Regions from separate parts of the Mus musculus genome. Here regions 1 and 3 are each linked to region 2. A link is a loop called in an ENCODE intact Hi-C map of the cell type or tissue named here. Cell type or tissue: left cerebral cortex. All regions are shown on one strand. Each heading gives the region's core, and the rest is flanking DNA. Links, peaks and the distances in the headings are about the cores only.

Evidence for each region. Hi-C counts contacts between places; a loop is a spot of excess contacts. Peaks named below come from ENCODE experiments on the same cell type or tissue, not always from the same donor. Only the 100,000 strongest peaks of a DNase experiment are listed, where the experiment ranks them.
Region 1: it touches region 2 in a loop (3-fold over the local background); 9 of 42 quality-filtered maps call a loop at or near these places.
Region 3: a loop joins it to region 2, with 2.4 times the contacts of the local background. A loop is called at or near these places in 25 of 42 quality-filtered maps.

Annotation. Positions count from the first base shown.
Region 1 is chr7:143,746,110-143,751,481 of GRCm38, forward strand. It overlaps a transcript of Osbpl5 not described here. Among named protein-coding and RNA genes, the nearest start is that of Osbpl5, 8.4 kb to the left of the region's middle. In left cerebral cortex, for the core only: a CTCF peak has its summit at 2,455 (motif pointing right); DNase peaks (open chromatin) are centred at 2,168 and 2,481; H3K4me3 peaks cover 261 bases.
Region 2 is chr7:143,599,672-143,605,043 of GRCm38, forward strand. Cars (cysteinyl-tRNA synthetase) reads right to left here and starts at 419. Exons shown (of 23, transcript NM_013742.5): 1 at 311-419. The coding sequence starts at 335. Gm15579 (a long non-coding RNA gene) reads left to right here and starts at 433. Exons shown (of 2, transcript XR_870064.3): 1 at 433-542; 2 at 952-1,187. In left cerebral cortex, for the core only: a CTCF peak has its summit at 2,216 (motif pointing right); a DNase peak (open chromatin) is centred at 447; H3K4me3 peaks cover 945 bases; H3K27ac peaks cover 291 bases.
Region 3 is chr7:143,683,796-143,689,167 of GRCm38, forward strand. Tnfrsf23 (tumor necrosis factor receptor superfamily, member 23) reads right to left here and starts at 2,080. Exons shown (of 6, transcript NM_024290.4): 1 at 1,987-2,080. The coding sequence starts at 2,061. Osbpl5 (oxysterol binding protein-like 5) reads right to left here. Exons shown (of 22, transcript NM_001199227.1): 22 at 4,967-5,372. In left cerebral cortex, for the core only: no CTCF peak of the experiment used is centred there; a DNase peak (open chromatin) is centred at 2,096; H3K4me3 peaks cover 629 bases.

The DNA of each region.
Region 1 (5,372 bases), core at 221-5,220, 150 kb after region 2:
GCAGGAATCCAGAGGCAGGAGCTGAGAGTAGGCACCACAGAGCAATGCAATTACTGGCTTGCTCAGTCTGCTTTCTTATACAGCCCAGGATCACCTGACCACAGTGGTACTGCACACAGTGGTCTGGACCCTCCCCAATCAATCATTAGTCAGAATAATGATCCCTCAGACTTGCCCGCAGCCAATATGATGGAGAAAATTCCTCAACTGAGATTCTCTTTTCCCAAGTGACACCATCTTGGGTCAGTTTGACAAAAACCCTAACCAGCACATCTGGCCTCCATCCCAGCACAGAAAATGAGAAAGAGGAGGAGATGAGAAGGAGGAGAAAGAAGAGGAAGAGGGGGAGGAGAAAGGGGTATGAGGGGCAGCTAGGCACACTGGGAATGGAGAAATGACGTTGCCTCTGTCTGCACGAAATATATGCTTGGCCCAGATTACGGACATATGGGTTTGTTTATTACTAAAATGTATCGAGTTCTGTTATATCCACTATGAACGAAAACATTTATTTGTAACCACTTTAAAAATCTTTACAAAAAGACATGGAAGTAGAAGGGTGCAGAAGTAGGTGTGGGAAGTGAAGGGGAATCTCATACATACACACAATATCAATATCATACAAACACAATGCAACACAATATCATACAAACATACACAATGTCATACACACATATCACACATATATGCATATTAACATATGTGCACAATATTAACATCATACAAATACATAATATCATACATACATACAATATTGATATAAAACATACATGCAATATTAATCTCATACATATACACAATATCATACAATATTAATATCATACAAGCACATATAATATACACATATTAATCTCATACATACACACAATATTAATCTCATACATACACACAATATTAATAGCAAACATACATACAATATTAATATACAAACACACAATATCATACATGCATACATTAATATCATACAAACACATATCATACATACAATATTAACATCATACATACATAATATTAACATCATACATGCAATATTAGTCTCATAATACACACAATATCATACATACATACAATATTAATATCATACAAAATATATGTCATACACACATATTAAGATCATATATACACACAACATTAACATCATACATACAATATCAATAACATGCAATACACACAATATTAATCATAATACACACTTTATTAACATCATACATTACACACAATATTAATAACATACATACACACAATATTAATATACACACATATTAACATCATACATACACATAATATCATACATTACACACAATATTATTATCATACATATACACATATTAACATCATAGATACACACATTATTAACAAAAAACATTTTTAAGACCTAGGCAACCAAACCAACCCCCAAAGAAACCCATTGTTTTGTGCAAGTAATGTATATTAATGATTTTTTGAACTTTTATTATAATTAGTGTTGTTGTGTGTGTATGCTGTGCAGAGGGGGCACTGTGTGGTAGCGTGTGTGTGTGTGTGTGTGTGTGTGTGTGTGTGTGTGTGTAGGTCAGAAGATAATTTCTTCCATGTTTATGTGAATTCCATGGATAGAACTCAGGCTCTCAGGGTTGCAGGAGAGAGGGACAAACAAATTTACCTGTTAGGCTACTTCAACAGCCCGACAATTAAAACAATTTTTTTGAGGTAGCTAGACCCAGAGAGATGACTTGGTGGTTAAGACAAAGCACCGCTTTGAAGAGGATCTGAACTTGGTCCCTGGCACTGTCACTGGGGCTCATAACAGCTTGTAACTGTACTTCCAGGGCATTCAATGCCTCTGGCCTCTACAGGCACCTGCGTTCAAGTGCACAAACCTACACACACACACACACACACACACACACACACACACACACTTGTAATCATAATTAAAACTAAAAGTAAATATTTTTTAAAAAGAATTGCTAATACAGTTTTGAAAGAAAGTAGTGGAAGGGCTCTTGCCACTTGACTTAAGTGAAAACATCCAAGAATCAATTCTGTGCAGTATTAGTGTTGGCAAAAGAAACAATGCAGATTAACAAAATGGAGCTGAGGCCAGGAGTCCATGGGACATTGGTTTTGGCCACAGACACAAAGACAGAAAAGGCATTTCAGTGGAGAAAAGGCAGGCTGCCAAACAAAAGGTGCTGTGACAACTGGCCTTTTCTCTGCAGACAGACAACCTGGATCCATTCTGCCTTCGTTTAGAAAAGTGTCGGCCAGAACCATGTAAGGAGAATTTGTGTCCAACCTGTGGCGCCACTGGGAGGTGGTGAGACCACCCCCCCGCCCCCCCCCCGCCCCCCGCTAGGAGGTGGGGCTAGGACGAGCCCTTGAAGGGGCTCTTGGGACCTGCAGTCCATTAGCTCCTGGCAAATTGGATCACAACAGTATGGCCAGATGGTGGAGCAACAGCGCCCCCACATGTCGCTGAAAGGAACCCCAAGTACGCCAAGAGGCTTTGGCCTTTGGAAAGCAGATTGGCAGTTTTACATTCACGCCTCTAGGAGACTCAGCTGCTTCGTAGCACTGCACCCACCCAGGCAAATTGACATCTGCACAGAAACGTGTGTGTTTTCTATGGCTTTGTTCACAGACGCCTGAGGCAGAAGCAAGCTGGCAATGTTTCAGTGCGACAGAAGAGTACCAGGGCATTGGCAGAGCAAACATCCGCCCCTCCCCCAAATGCTTTCCTCCACTCAGCAGCATGCAGGAATCTCATAAGCTCTCTGCAGCTCAGAAGAAGCACAGAAGTTTCTGGAAAAGGCAGAAGTGTAGGGAGAGAGAGAGGGAGGGGGAGGGGGAGACTAAAGGTGAGGAGAGGGAGATAGGGAGGGGAGAGGGGGAGAGAGGGAGAGAGAGGGGGAGAGGAAGAGGGAGAGGGAGGAAGGGGAAGAGGGAGGGGGAGAGGGAGGGGAGGGGGAGAGGGGGAGACAGAAGGTGAGGAGAGGGAGATAGGGAGGGGAGAGAGGGAGGGAGGGGGAGGGGGGAGAGGAAGAGGAAGAAGGAGGGGGAGGGAGAGAGGGAGGGGGAGGGAGATCAGGGGTGAAAGGCAAGGGACAAGGTGGACCCCTCGAGACCCCAGGGCTGGTCTTAGAGTGTCCAGATTATTCTGCAGTTGAACTGCAGTGGCAGCGACACCACTGTGGACACACAGCCACACACTGTCAAAATGACATGCGTGAACTACTACCATACCCTCATGTGGCAGTTAGCTTTAAGTGTTAACTTATCACAACCTAGAATCACCTGGGAAGAGAATCTCAATAACAGATCATCTGCATGACAGCTTTGGGGTGAGGGTGGGGGTGTGTGCTGTGGGCATTTCTGTGGGGATTGTCTTAATTAAGCCAATCAATGCCACACCTTAGGTGGCACCATTCCCTAATCAGGAGCTCCTGGACTATGTAAGACTGGAGAAGTGGCACTGAGTACAAGAGAGTGAGCATGCCTGCATTCATTTTCCTGTGCTCTTGACTTCGGCTGTGACTGCTGTGACCGGCTGTTCAGTTGCTGCTTTGACCTCCCTGGTATCATGGAGTATAAACTGGAATTGTAAGCTGAACTAAACCTCTCTCCTTTGAATTGCTTCTAAATTGTTATCACCACAACAGAAATGAAACTTGAACAGCCCAGAATGCCACACTGAGGAAATGATGGAACGAAATGTCACCGATAGGGAGTTGTCTTCCAAAGGCACGTACATGCACGGGGGCTGTGGGACGTGTACACACATGCAGAGGGGCCCCCTGAATGGATACAAGCTAAACAGTTGGCAGTGGAAAAGCCCCGGAGGCCATTCTGCCCCAGGTCAGGGCTGTCCCTGTCCAGAGCAAATTCCATCCTGGTAGATCAGAGCCTGGCTCTCTGGATGTGGGAAGGGACCACAGACATCGGGACACCAGCAGTCAGTGGTCTGTGGTGGCTGTCTTAGGGTCTCATGGAACAGGGGATCTATTCTCCTGAGAATAGATGTGGCTCCTTGGCATTTTCAGTCTCTGACACTGAGGCCTCAAGCAAGAATCCAGCAGGACCATGAGTGAAGGACCTGTCAGCATAGAGGTAGCTGGATAGTAGGCGTAAGGGGTGCTCTCTCCTGGGCGGAGCAACTCTTGGCTCTGGGCCTTGACTCTCCAGGTATACATAAGGGGATGGGTGGTATCCTGTCATATTGGAGGCCATGTAAACTCCAAGACAGGCTGGTAGTCTAAGCCCCTCATGTCTTATCCTGCTAGCCAGAGAGGAAGAAACATAGGGTGGCCTGGAGTGATGTGGGTGGAACTATAAGGCTCAGAAGCAGGATGGGGAGTGACAGAGGCCCTTCCTGAGCCTTTGTGAGCCCACGACTCTGACCTCAGGAGAGAGGGTCCACTTCATTCCTGAGGTAGAGGGGACATGTGAGAAGAACACTTATGAGGCAGAGGACAGAGAAGAGATGGGGTATGTCACTCCTGGCTGTATGCAGGTATGCGATGGGAAACCCAACCTCCATGTGCGTCCTGCAGGATGTTCTTGCTCTCTCTTTACCCTCCTGCAGTGTGTGTGTGTGTGTGTGTGTGTGTGTGTGTGTGTGTGTGCACGCACACACGCCAGATCAGCCTCAAGTGGCGTTCCTCGGGCACTGTCCACCTTGCTTTTGGTTTCTTGCTATTTTCAAGCCTCTTACTGGCCTAGAACTTTCAAGTTTAGACTTAGTTAGGCTGGCTCACCACTAAGTCCTAAGGATCCTCTTGTCTCTGCCTCTCCAACTCGGAGGTTACAAGTGTGTGCCACTATGAGCAGCTTAAAGTTGGGTTCTGTGAGGACATCCTTTCACAGTGAGGACTTTGCAAATTCCCTCCCCAACCCAGAACTTGGGATTCTTACACCTTCCACCTCCTACAGCCAAAGGGATAACAGAGTCATCTGGAGTGATGGAAACAGGCTATAAGCAAAGTGGCCTGGGGTGGCTGCCATCAGCCACACACCAATGCAGGCTGAAGGTGTAGTGGATAATCCAGGAACTCACTTTAGCATATTTATTTATTGTTAAAGATTTCTTTATTTATTATATGTAAGTACACTGTAGCTGTCTTAGGACACCCTAGAAGAGGGCATCAGATCTTATTACAGATGGTTGTAAGCTATCATGTGGTTGCTGGGATTTGAGCTCAGGACCTTTGGAAGAGCAGTCAGTGCTCTTAGCCGCTGAGCCATCTCTCCAGTCCACTTTAGCACATTTAAATGTCAGTTTGAACAGCCTCAGGTGGACTGTGGTTGCCAAGGCACACTTTGCTTTGTGACTGGGACCTTGGGCTCAGTTGGGGCACCAGTTTGCAGGTGGCAGTGATCCAGAGTTGCTACTA
Region 2 (5,372 bases), core at 128-5,127:
ATCCTCTGCCGAACAGCCTTTGCCTGCCACTGCCCATTTAAGCCTTTACTATCTTCGGATCACTGGTCTGGGCACTGCCCACTTAGTCCATGGTTGTCCCCACAGACCCGACCTGAGCACTGAGTCCCTGGGTCTTGCTGCCCCCAACCCCTGGCTCGCTTGGCATTACCCACTCGTTCCACCGCTGTCGCCACAGCACTGGCCTGGGCACTGCCTCCTTGGACCATGCTGCCCACACAGCCCCAGCCCGGTACTGCCTACTCGGGCCATGCTTGTACCCAGAGCTCCACAGTCATCCCGCAAACCTCACCCTGCTCCGCGGAGGAACCTGCCATCACTGGGAATCAAGACCCGCGGCCGCCGCCACAGACGCCTTCCAGAATCTGATGCAACCGCGGCGCCGGAAGTCCCGCCCCACCAGTCGTCTTCCGGGCATGTCCAGTAGCTAGGCAACTGCAAACTGACGCCGACGTGGGGCATGATGGGAGAATACTATGGTTTACGCTGGCGCGGAACTTAATAGACACCAAAGGGCTAAGACAGTGAGAAGCGCAAACCCGGGCTGCTGAAGAGGGCTGGGAGGGGCGGGACGAAATGGGGGAGTGGGAGGGGCGAGGAGCTGGGTAGAGGGGCGGGGCAAAACGAGTAGAGATTAAAGAGATGCAAGGGAAAGGGTGGGGCAAGGGACTCAGCGACTGGAGGAGAGGGGCGAGGAAGACGCCTTTTTCTGAGACACTCTCCAAAAGGCCACACAAGCCTGGAAACAGGTGGTTCCTGTTACACTCTCTCCTGAATCCTTTTATTTCCTGTGTGTTCCTTAATTCCTGATGTCGCCTCCCAAGACACACCATCAGAGGGAGGTTTATGAGAAGAAATGGAAAGTATTATTTTAGAAACATAGCCAGGTATATAGCGAGACCCTGTCTCACAATTTTTTTTTTTTTTTAAAAGCTCCGTTTTGAGGTTGGAAGATGGTTCGGTGGTCAAGAGCACGGCTGCTCTTCTGGAGGACACCGGTTTGATTTCTAGCACTCACAACTGCTCACAACCGGTTGTAACTTCAGTTCCATGGGATCCTAACCCTCTTTTGATCCTTGTGGGCTTTGCATGCCTGTGGTGAAAAAGACATGTGTTGTGTGTGTGTGCAGGGAAATAAATAAATACAATTATATATTCTGGTATATATATATTCTGGCAACCATGGTCTTAATTCCTGGAAACTCAGGAGGGAGAAGCAGGCAGTTCTCAGTGAGTTCCAAGTCAGCCATGGCTCCATAAGAGACTCTGTCTCAACATAAATAAATAATTAATTAAAAAATAATTGATACTTGGTAATATGTATTGTTTGGTTATGTACCCTTGGGACAAGGGACTGAGGTGCAAATTTTATATTTCAAAGCAAACCTGGCCTCCAGGTTCTCTCAGCATCCCTCAGTCCCTACCTGGCATACCCTTGCTGTAACCCTGAACTTTCCAGCCCAGGGGCTGGACTGCCCTTCCCCCAGAGGCTCTTCCCTATATAAACCAGATGTTTTGGTCTTCCTCATCGCTCCTCCTGTCTTCTCTATGTTCACACCCTTTCTCTTTCTCTCTCCTCCCCCACCATGGTGACTTCCTTGGCCTCAGTCCTTGGGGCCAGTGAACTTTCGCCTGAGAGCAGCTTCCTAATAAACCTGCCTATATGTACTCTAATCAGGCTTGAATTGGTTCATTTCATGGGCAGCAGAGAAATAATGTATCACATAGGTCTTAGTTAGGGTCTTACTGCTGTGAAGAGACACCATGACCAAGGCAACTCTTATAAGGACAACATTTAATTGGGGTTGGTTTACAGGTTCAGTGGTTCAGTACATTATCATCAAGGCAGGAGGTGAGAGTTAGACCTCTTCAGCTGAAGGCCGCTAGAAGACTGGCTTCCAGGCAGCTAGAATGAGGGTGTTAAAGCCCAAACCCACGGTGACACACCTATTCTAACAAGGCACTCCTAATAGTGCAACTCCCTGGGCCAAGCATATACAAACCCATTATATACATACATAAAGTATTAAACATATTAAAGTGATCAGAGCATATATTGCTAACTTCACAACTTTCTCAAAAATACTGTATTTTTGCTGCCAGTACTTTCTTTTTAAAGTTTTTGAGATAATTTTTATTTTACATGTAGAAATGTTTTGCCGGCATTTACATCTGTTCAGTGCCTGAGGAGGCCAGAAGAGGGCAACAGACCCCCAACAACTGGAACTAGAGACACCAGTGGTTGTGAGCTGTCACATGGTTACTGGGAACCAAAACCAGGTCCACTGGAAGAGTAGCCAGGTTCTTAATTGCCGTACTGGCTACTTTTGTGTCAACTTGACACAAGCTGGAGTTATTATAGAACAAGGAGCTTCAGTTGGGGAAATGCCTCCATGAGATCCAGCTGTGGGGCATTTTCTCAATTAGTGATCAAGGGGGAAAGGCCCCTTGTGGGTGGGACCATCTCTGGGCTGGTAGTCTTGGGTCCTATAAGAGAGCAGGCTGAGCAGGGCGTGGTGGCACACGCCTTTAATCCCAGCACTCAGGAGGCAGAAGTAGGCGGATTTCTGAGTTCGAGGCCAGCCTGGTCTACAAAGTGAGTTCCAGGACAGCCAGGGCTATACAGAGAAACTCTATCTCAAAAAAAAAAAAAAAAAAAAAAAAAAAAAAAAAAAAAGCAGGCTGAGCAAGCCAGGGGAAGCAAGCCAGCAAGGAACATCCCTCCATGGCTTCCGCATCAGCTCCTGCTTTCTGACCTGCTTGAGTTCCAGTCCTGACTTCCTTGGTGATGAATAGCAGTATGGAAGTGTAAGCCGAATAAACCCTTTTCTCCCCAACTTGCTTCTTGGTCATGATGTTTGTCCAGGAATAGAAACCCTGACTAAGACAACTGCTAAGCTGTTTCTCCAGCCCTATAACACCAGTACTTTAAAAACTAAAGCCCAGAGTATAACAGGGCCTCAGACCTTATCACAAATGACTCCATGATGAAAATATCATTCAGGCTGTAAAACTCAGCATGTAGACAGTACACTGGCCAAAACTAAAACAAAGACTTAATCCGTCAAAGTCCATACAAGTTTGGGAAAGTCTCTAAATGTATTAGCCTTGATTTACAACTTCTGTATTTCTGCTTCTGTCTAACTTTTTGTTAACTATGTCAACTGAAAACATGGTTTTTGTGCTTAAAAACTTACCCTGAGAAAGGCTCAGTGCTACATTGGGATCCTCTGAACACCCAGTGTAGTGGCTGGCCAGCTAATAAAGATTCTCTGTTGTCTTAAATCCATGTCTTTGCAGTCTTCTCTGGTGAATCCCACAACAGAGAGCGGGATGGTGGCACATGCTTGCAATCCTAGCACTTGGGAAACTGAGGAAGGAGAATTACCACAATTTGAGGGCAGCCTAGGCTACATAGTTCCAGTATAGCATCAGCTAAGAGCGGGATTCTCTTTTACAAATTAAAAACAAAACAAAACCAAAAAACAACTACCAACCATCACCAAAAAGAACTCGTAACTTTTGCCAGGGAAAATAGTGGTGAATACCTGTGACTCCAGAGATTGAGACAGGAGGCTTAGGAATTTAAGATCATCCTCCAAGGCTGGATAGATGGCTCAGAGGTTAAGAGCACCAATTACTCCTTCAGAGGTCCTGAGTTCAATTCCCAGCATCCACATGATGGCTCACAACTATCCATAATGGGGTCTGATGTTCTCTTCTGGTGTGTCTTAAGACAGCTACAGTTACTCGTATAAATAAAATAAAATCTTTTTAAAAATTAATCCTCAATTATAAGTGAATTTGATGCCAGTAGGAATTATATAAGACTCTGTCTAGAAAAAATTACTAAAATTACCAAGGCACATATTGACAAAGTATACAATTTTGGGTGGAAGAATGTCATGTGTATAATACTATAAGAAATATTAAATACTAGTCTTTTCTGTCAAACAGGTCTTTAAAAGATTTTATTTATGTAAGTACACCATTGCTCTCTTTAGACACACCAGAAGAGGGCATCAGATCCCATTACTAATGATTGTGAGCCACCATGTGGTTGCTGGGAATTGAACCCAGGACCTCTGGAAGAGCAGTCAGTGCTCTTAACTGCTAAACCATCTCTCAAGCTCCTAAAACTTTTGTTTAGGACAAAATGTTCCAGTCTTTTTATCTCCTCCATCTTGTAAAAAAAGAACCTTTATGCAAATGTATTAATCCCCTCCACACAGTCACATACATAGGTCCAGTTGCATTCTTGGGATGTAAGTGAATTAAGTTTCTGATTCCTTAGCAATTTCCTTAATTTCCTTAGCACCTGTAAAAAAAAAAAAACATTTAAGATTTATGTGTATGAATGTTGTCTTAGTCAGGGTTTCTATTCCTGCACAGACATTATGACCAAGAAGCAAGTTGCGGAGGAAAGGGTTTATTCAGCTTACAATTTCATACTGCTGTTTATCACTAAGGAAGTCAGGACTGGAACTCAAACAGGTCAGGAAGCAGGAGCTAATGCAGAGGATGTTCTTTACTGGCTTGCTTCCCCTGGCTTGCTCAGCCTGCTCGCTTATAGAACCAAGACTACCAGCCCAGAGATGGTCCCACACACAAGGGGCCTTTCCCCCTTGATCACTAATTGAGAAAATGCCTTCCAGTTGGATCTCATGGAGGCATTTCCTCAACTGAAGCTCCTTTCTCTGTGATAACTCCAGCTTGTGTCAAGCTGACACAAAACTAGCCAGTACAAATGTTTTGCCTGCTTGTATACACGTATATCATAAGTATGCCCAGTATAACAGAGGTCAGAAGAGGGCATCAGATCCCCTAGTGCTGGGACTTGAACCCAGGTCCTGTGCAAGAGCAACAAGTGCTCTCAACTTCTCAAGCCGTGAGTCAACTCTATAGCCCTACCTGTGCACCTTAAAAAACCGCAGACAATGGGGAAAAGTCACAATCACCACCTGTGTTAGAATAAGAACTGAGTAAACTTTCTATCCCTGTATGCTTGCTTGCTGTTCTGCCCCTGTGTGCCCTATGGTCAGAAGTAAAGTTTTGCTCTCATTGGTGTGCTGGTCTCTTTTCAACCCTGAATTCATTCCTAACACTACCAATAAGTATAAAAAGCGTAAGGCAGGAGCTACAGGCGATGGTCACGTACCTGTGATCCCAGCACTTTGGAGGCTGAGGCAGGAGGATGATTTGCTATACAGACAGCCTGTAAAGCTTTCATTGAGAGTGTAGAATCCAAAATAAATTCAAGACCACCCAGCCCCTTTCCCCTCTGAAGGGACTTTCCAAACTATATTAGCAGGCCAAGTGCAGAACCAGATAAGAAAGCTGGCCGACTAAACAAT
Region 3 (5,372 bases), core at 96-5,095, 84 kb after region 2:
TCTGCCCATTTATTTTGTCAGGAATTCTGCCCTTAACTCGCCAGGCAGGAGTCTTCTTTTTAGGGTTCCTAGGTTCAATACCTTCATCTTGATTCATCGTCACCATTATTATATGTTGAAGCTGACACTTCATCACTGCCCTGAAGGCAATACTATTTTACCCCTTGGAGATGGCCTGCTTCACCTGTACTTACACTTAGGAAGGACATGACCACAGGTTAGACAGTGGATTTAGTAGGATATCTTCACAGCCCATGTCTTTAATTCCAGCAGGCAGACCTCTGAGTTCAAGGCCAGCCTGGTCTACAGAGCAAATTCCAGGACAGTCAGAGCTACACAGAGAAATCCTGTCTCAAAAGACCAAAAATCTACACACATACCCTATTTTTTAAAATTTCAATATTCTTTGAGGATAGTCTTTTTAAAAAATATTCTTGAAAGAGATGTTATCTTCAGTCTTTTATTTTTATTTTTGACTTTTACAGGACAGTGTCTCATACACAGTCTGGCTGTTCTAGAACTCACTATAAAGATCAGACTAAACCCAAATTCACAAACATGTCTACCTCGTCTCTCAATTGCTAGAATTAAGGGCGTGCACTACCCCGCCCAGCTCACCCTCAGTCTTTCTTTGGAGTACCTTCTTTTTGTGGCATTATTTGAGACGATCACCATTTTTTCTTTACAACAACCTTAAAACAACAACAAAAACAAAAACAGCCTAATATTGTCTAGATTGTTTCTGGGGATTTCTGGACGACAAAATGCACCACTTTTCAGGCGGTGCCTGGGCAGGCATGGAGCCCCAGAGCCCTAATAGGGATGGGAAGAGATTTCAGGGTCAAGGGCCATCCCATGTGAAACCTGCCTGTGAAATATGTTCGAAGTCCCTCAAAGTGCTGGGAACTTTGAAGTCACCTCTGAGTTGCATATCCTCTGGCCCCTTGCCCAGGAGATTCCCAGGGAAGCTGGATGCCCTCTAGGTCCATTTCTGTGAAAGCTGCTCACCAGCAGCTAGCAAAGAATTACTATTAACCAGCTCCTAGATGGTTTAAAGAAATGCTGATTACATGTAAGTGGTCTCTGACTGCTCAGATACTATCTTAGAACAATCTAAGGGTTATTTTGTTGTTGTTGTTGTTGTTATAACTAAAGATCTGAATGTGTTAGAAAATGGATATCCTTACAGGTTATAAAACATAAACCTTTTTCTGCCTATTTTTGGGTTTGAAGACTCTTATGAGAGAAAATTGACATAAAATTAAGTTGGCTGTAACTAAAATGTCATTTACAGGATTGTCTAGGTTTTTTGTTTGGTTGTTTGGTTGGTTTTGGTTTTTTTTTTTATTTGTTTGGTTTTTTTGGGTTTTTTTTTTCCGTTAGTTTGTTTTGGTTTTCAGCCTTTCTGTGTGTAGTTCTGGCTGTTCTGAGACTCCTTATGTAGATCAGGCTGCCCACTAACTTAGGTTTAACTGCAGTTTAAGATTAAAGAGACAAGAAGCGATCTCGGGACGAACTTAGCAGAGACCCGAAAGGCCCAGGAAAGGCATAGCCAGGCCTTCCACACAGATCCTTTTGTAGTAGTTAGTACTACACCCCAAGACGAGCCGGGCCGGACCCACCCAAGGCGCACAGTCGCGCGGGCCACTGCAGTCCGCAATGGCACTTTCCCGAGTCACCTTCGGAAGGACCGCTTTCAGATGAGAAAGCGAGGAGAGGCGTGTCCGTCTTGTCCGGGAGCTCAGGGACCAACCGGACACACTTTCTCTGGCTACCCGCTTGGCCATTCCCCTGCCTCTGCTTCACCTCCACAATTCCCCAACTCTGGACCACTTAACTCTGGACGAAGTTCTGAGGAGTTGGTTGGCGGTGCCAAGGCTGACCCTGGCGGAAGAGCCAATTCACCGCCCGCAGTAGCTTTCCTCTGCAGCCCGGGGATCCGGTGCCCAGCGCGAATCTCAGCTCCGCAGGGCCATATCTACTCACCGGCAAGAACAGATTCAGCAGCAGCAGCAAGAGGAACCAGTGACTCAGACTGGAGACGTGGCTGAAGGTAACCATGGCTGTGAGCTAGCATGGTGTCACTCAGCTGGAGGAGCTCTATTTCAAGCTGGTGGCCACGCCTCTTGTCAGCGGATTGGTTTCTGTATGGTTGCCTAATCTCGTGGGCGGGTCCAGCGCCACCACTCTTGCCTTCCCACCACCATCAGTGCTCAGTAATATCTAGTTTTCTATAAATACAGTAATTTTAAATGCCTGTGACGTTATTAACAGAATCATATTTGTTATAAGCAGCAAGCTAAAGTCGAATTCTCTGCCTTCGTTTGTTTTCCATTACAGTATACTGCTCTTTATTATAAGTTAATTAAAAATTTTCCTGGACCTGAGTGGAGGGAGAGGCATGAACTAGAGCTGGAATCGTTATAAAAGTCAGACTGCAGCAGACTGTAAACCTTCTCAAAAGCAACAAACAAAAAGAGGAAGATAAGCTACAACACACACTGTCTTAGCTCAACATGGGGAAGTTTGAAGTAACTCTATCCCTGTAGCTTTCCTGTGAGTGTTCACTGGTCAATGGTCTGGAGCAGCAGCTGAAGGCTTCACTGTCAGAGTCTGAGGGGCTGTGTGGGACTCGCTGACTCTGAGGACCTCAAAATATCCAGGACTCGTAGGCACTCTTCCAGTGCTGGGGTTGGGGGGGGTGTGTCGGGGGAGGAGGGCTGTATGAACATCCCTGGACTGTGAGTCCCTCACCTCTTCTTCCTTTCACTGTGTTTAGCTCCACTGTGTGTGCCAATCCAAGCTCATGGGACACAGGACATTTAAGCCAAGTCTACTAGTCTAACACAGGAAGTAGAATGCTTATTTCTCTAGGGAACTTGGGTTGGTTCATCTGTTCCACCCGCCCCCTCCAGGTATTCGAAAAAGTGGCCCACTACCAGCCCCATCCATCTCCCTTCCAAATGCCACTTCCTCTTTAAAATGAGGGAGGACTCAGAGACCTGGATTTCAATGGCTGCCCCAAAGAAGAGGAGCCTGGCTCCAGGCACCTGGTACTCTTTAATTCATCTCTTGCCTCTCTCCCTAGGGCCAGGGAGTGGAGCCTGTGCCCATCTGCCCTCACCTAGGCTGGGGAGTGGGAGGGGCCAATTCCTTGGCCAGCCTGATGCTCTTCTATTTCTTGTCTTCCCTCAGGCTGGTGTCTGCTCAGGAGTAAACCAAATCAAAACACAAACAAGTGTTTAGAAAGTTTGGTTAGTTCAACACGCTGAACTGTCCCTCACCCTTGGGAAGCAGAGGGAAAGTAGAGGAAGGGAAGAGGAGAGGACTGTGCACTTGTGGATGCTGTTGTCCCACCAGTCTCTGAGTAGCTCGGGAGCAGGGGGAGGCTAGTGGCTTTCCTTTTCTGCATACAGTTTACAGATCTGCCTTGTCCCACACTGTAGGTGGAGGGGAGGTGAAAGGAAGAGGCCTGTCTACCCTGGGCTAGATATTTGTGCTCCAGGTCCTTCTCTGCCCTCTGCCCTTTGCTCCTTTAAAACATTTATTTTAAAATGTGTGTGTGTGCATGTGTGTGTGTGTGTGTGTGTGTGTGTGTGCGCGCGCGTGCGTGTCCATGCGCACAGGTGCCTCCAGAGGCTCGAGGTGACATATCTCCAATAGCTGGAGATACACATGGCTGTAATCTGCCTGATATGAGTCTGGAGATCAAACTGGTGTTCTCTGCAAGAACAGCATATCCTCTTATTGGCTGTGTCATCTCTCCAGCCATCTCTACCCTTGCTCTTTAAGGTGGGATAGTGGGATGTCATACTGTTCCAGGAAGCCCCTAATGGTTCAAAGCAGTTGGGTGACATTCTCATGAGCCCAGTGACCCTTGATGGTCTTCCTGCAGAGATGAAGGGTGCCCACAATGGAAGAGTTGGACTCATTCAATACCAGGAGAATCTTCTCACCCCTAGAATAGATGTATTATCTATTGTAATATGTATATATCATACCCTTTCTTGGGATACTTTCAGGTTGCTTCTGGGTAGCTTGCTGCTTGGGAATATGTGAGGATTCTGGGGTTTTTTCCCTCTCTGCTCTTTCTGCAGTGCAATGAAAAAGGAGAGATATAGCCACGTCCTTTAGGTTAGTGTGCAAGAAAGTAACAGAGGTCTGCAAAGGACCTTGGAACTGTTAAAAAGAGAATTCATGAGGACATTCCAAATGTCCAGATGTATGATGGTGTTGTGAGGGACAGGACCTAGTTCTGCATGGGGGCCAGGGTGCAGGAGAGAAGGTGAGGAGTTCAGAGCTTCCTGTCTATACTGGAAACAGAGATGTCTGAGGTAGAAAATGGCTACTTGCAGACATCCATGCTCCAGGGTGACTGGCTGCTTCATGGAGGCTCCAGGAGCAGGGTCCTCCAGAGAACTCCTGGGGTAGGTAGATGCACAGCCACTTGGCTCTTCTTTACTTCACCCTCTCCTGGCATCTGAGGTAGGGAGGCATTCTTGGGGTCCCCTCTCATGGGTGTTGTTTGGCCACCTTCATTCCCTCTGGTCTCTGTTATCTTCTATGGGTTGTTGGGGAGGGGCGCTACAGCTTCCCTTTGAGGTGGTGTGGGGTGTGTTGTCAGATGCCAAGGGATATTCTGGATGCCTCAGAGCTATGTCAGAATACAGAGCATTAAGCATTTCAGCAAGGCTGTGTTGGCTATAGGAGGCTGACAAGTAAGCAAGCTGCCTGGAATGCCCTGGCAGGCCACATCCCTCCCATGCCACAGTTGCTCACTGGCTGACTGATGGGACTCCAGTTCCCAATGGCTCCAGGTGGGTTATCTTCTCACTCAACACTGTGAACCTGCACCCACCTTCTGAACCCCTCACTTGGCACCTCCAGCTTAAGACAGCCATATTACACCGCGTTTCCATCTCCCCAGAAGTTCCTCTTGTTCCCAAGGATTCCCCCAAAAGAGAAATACATGTATTTCCATTTATTTCAAGGCATGGAGCAGACATACCCCCAGGATTGGGGAAGGACAGAGACAAATGGATACAAAACTTGGAAAATGAAAGGATCAGATACAATGGAGATGGCACCAACTAAGTATTAAGGCTCCAAATGTGAGTACGCATAGGTGCTCACATACATACACACGCACACACACACACACGCACACGAAGAGCGTCATCCACATAGGATCAGGGGCTGGATGCAGAGGCTGCTCACTGCACATAGCTGCCTCAGATATTGCAATTCTATGTAGTCAGAATGTCAACAGAATGGGAAGACTGTATTGGTCAGGGAGAGTGGCAAGCTTGGGCCTCCCTGGCCTTTGGGGTCAGCCTCTGGGCACTTCTCTTGCTTACAAACTCACACTGCAG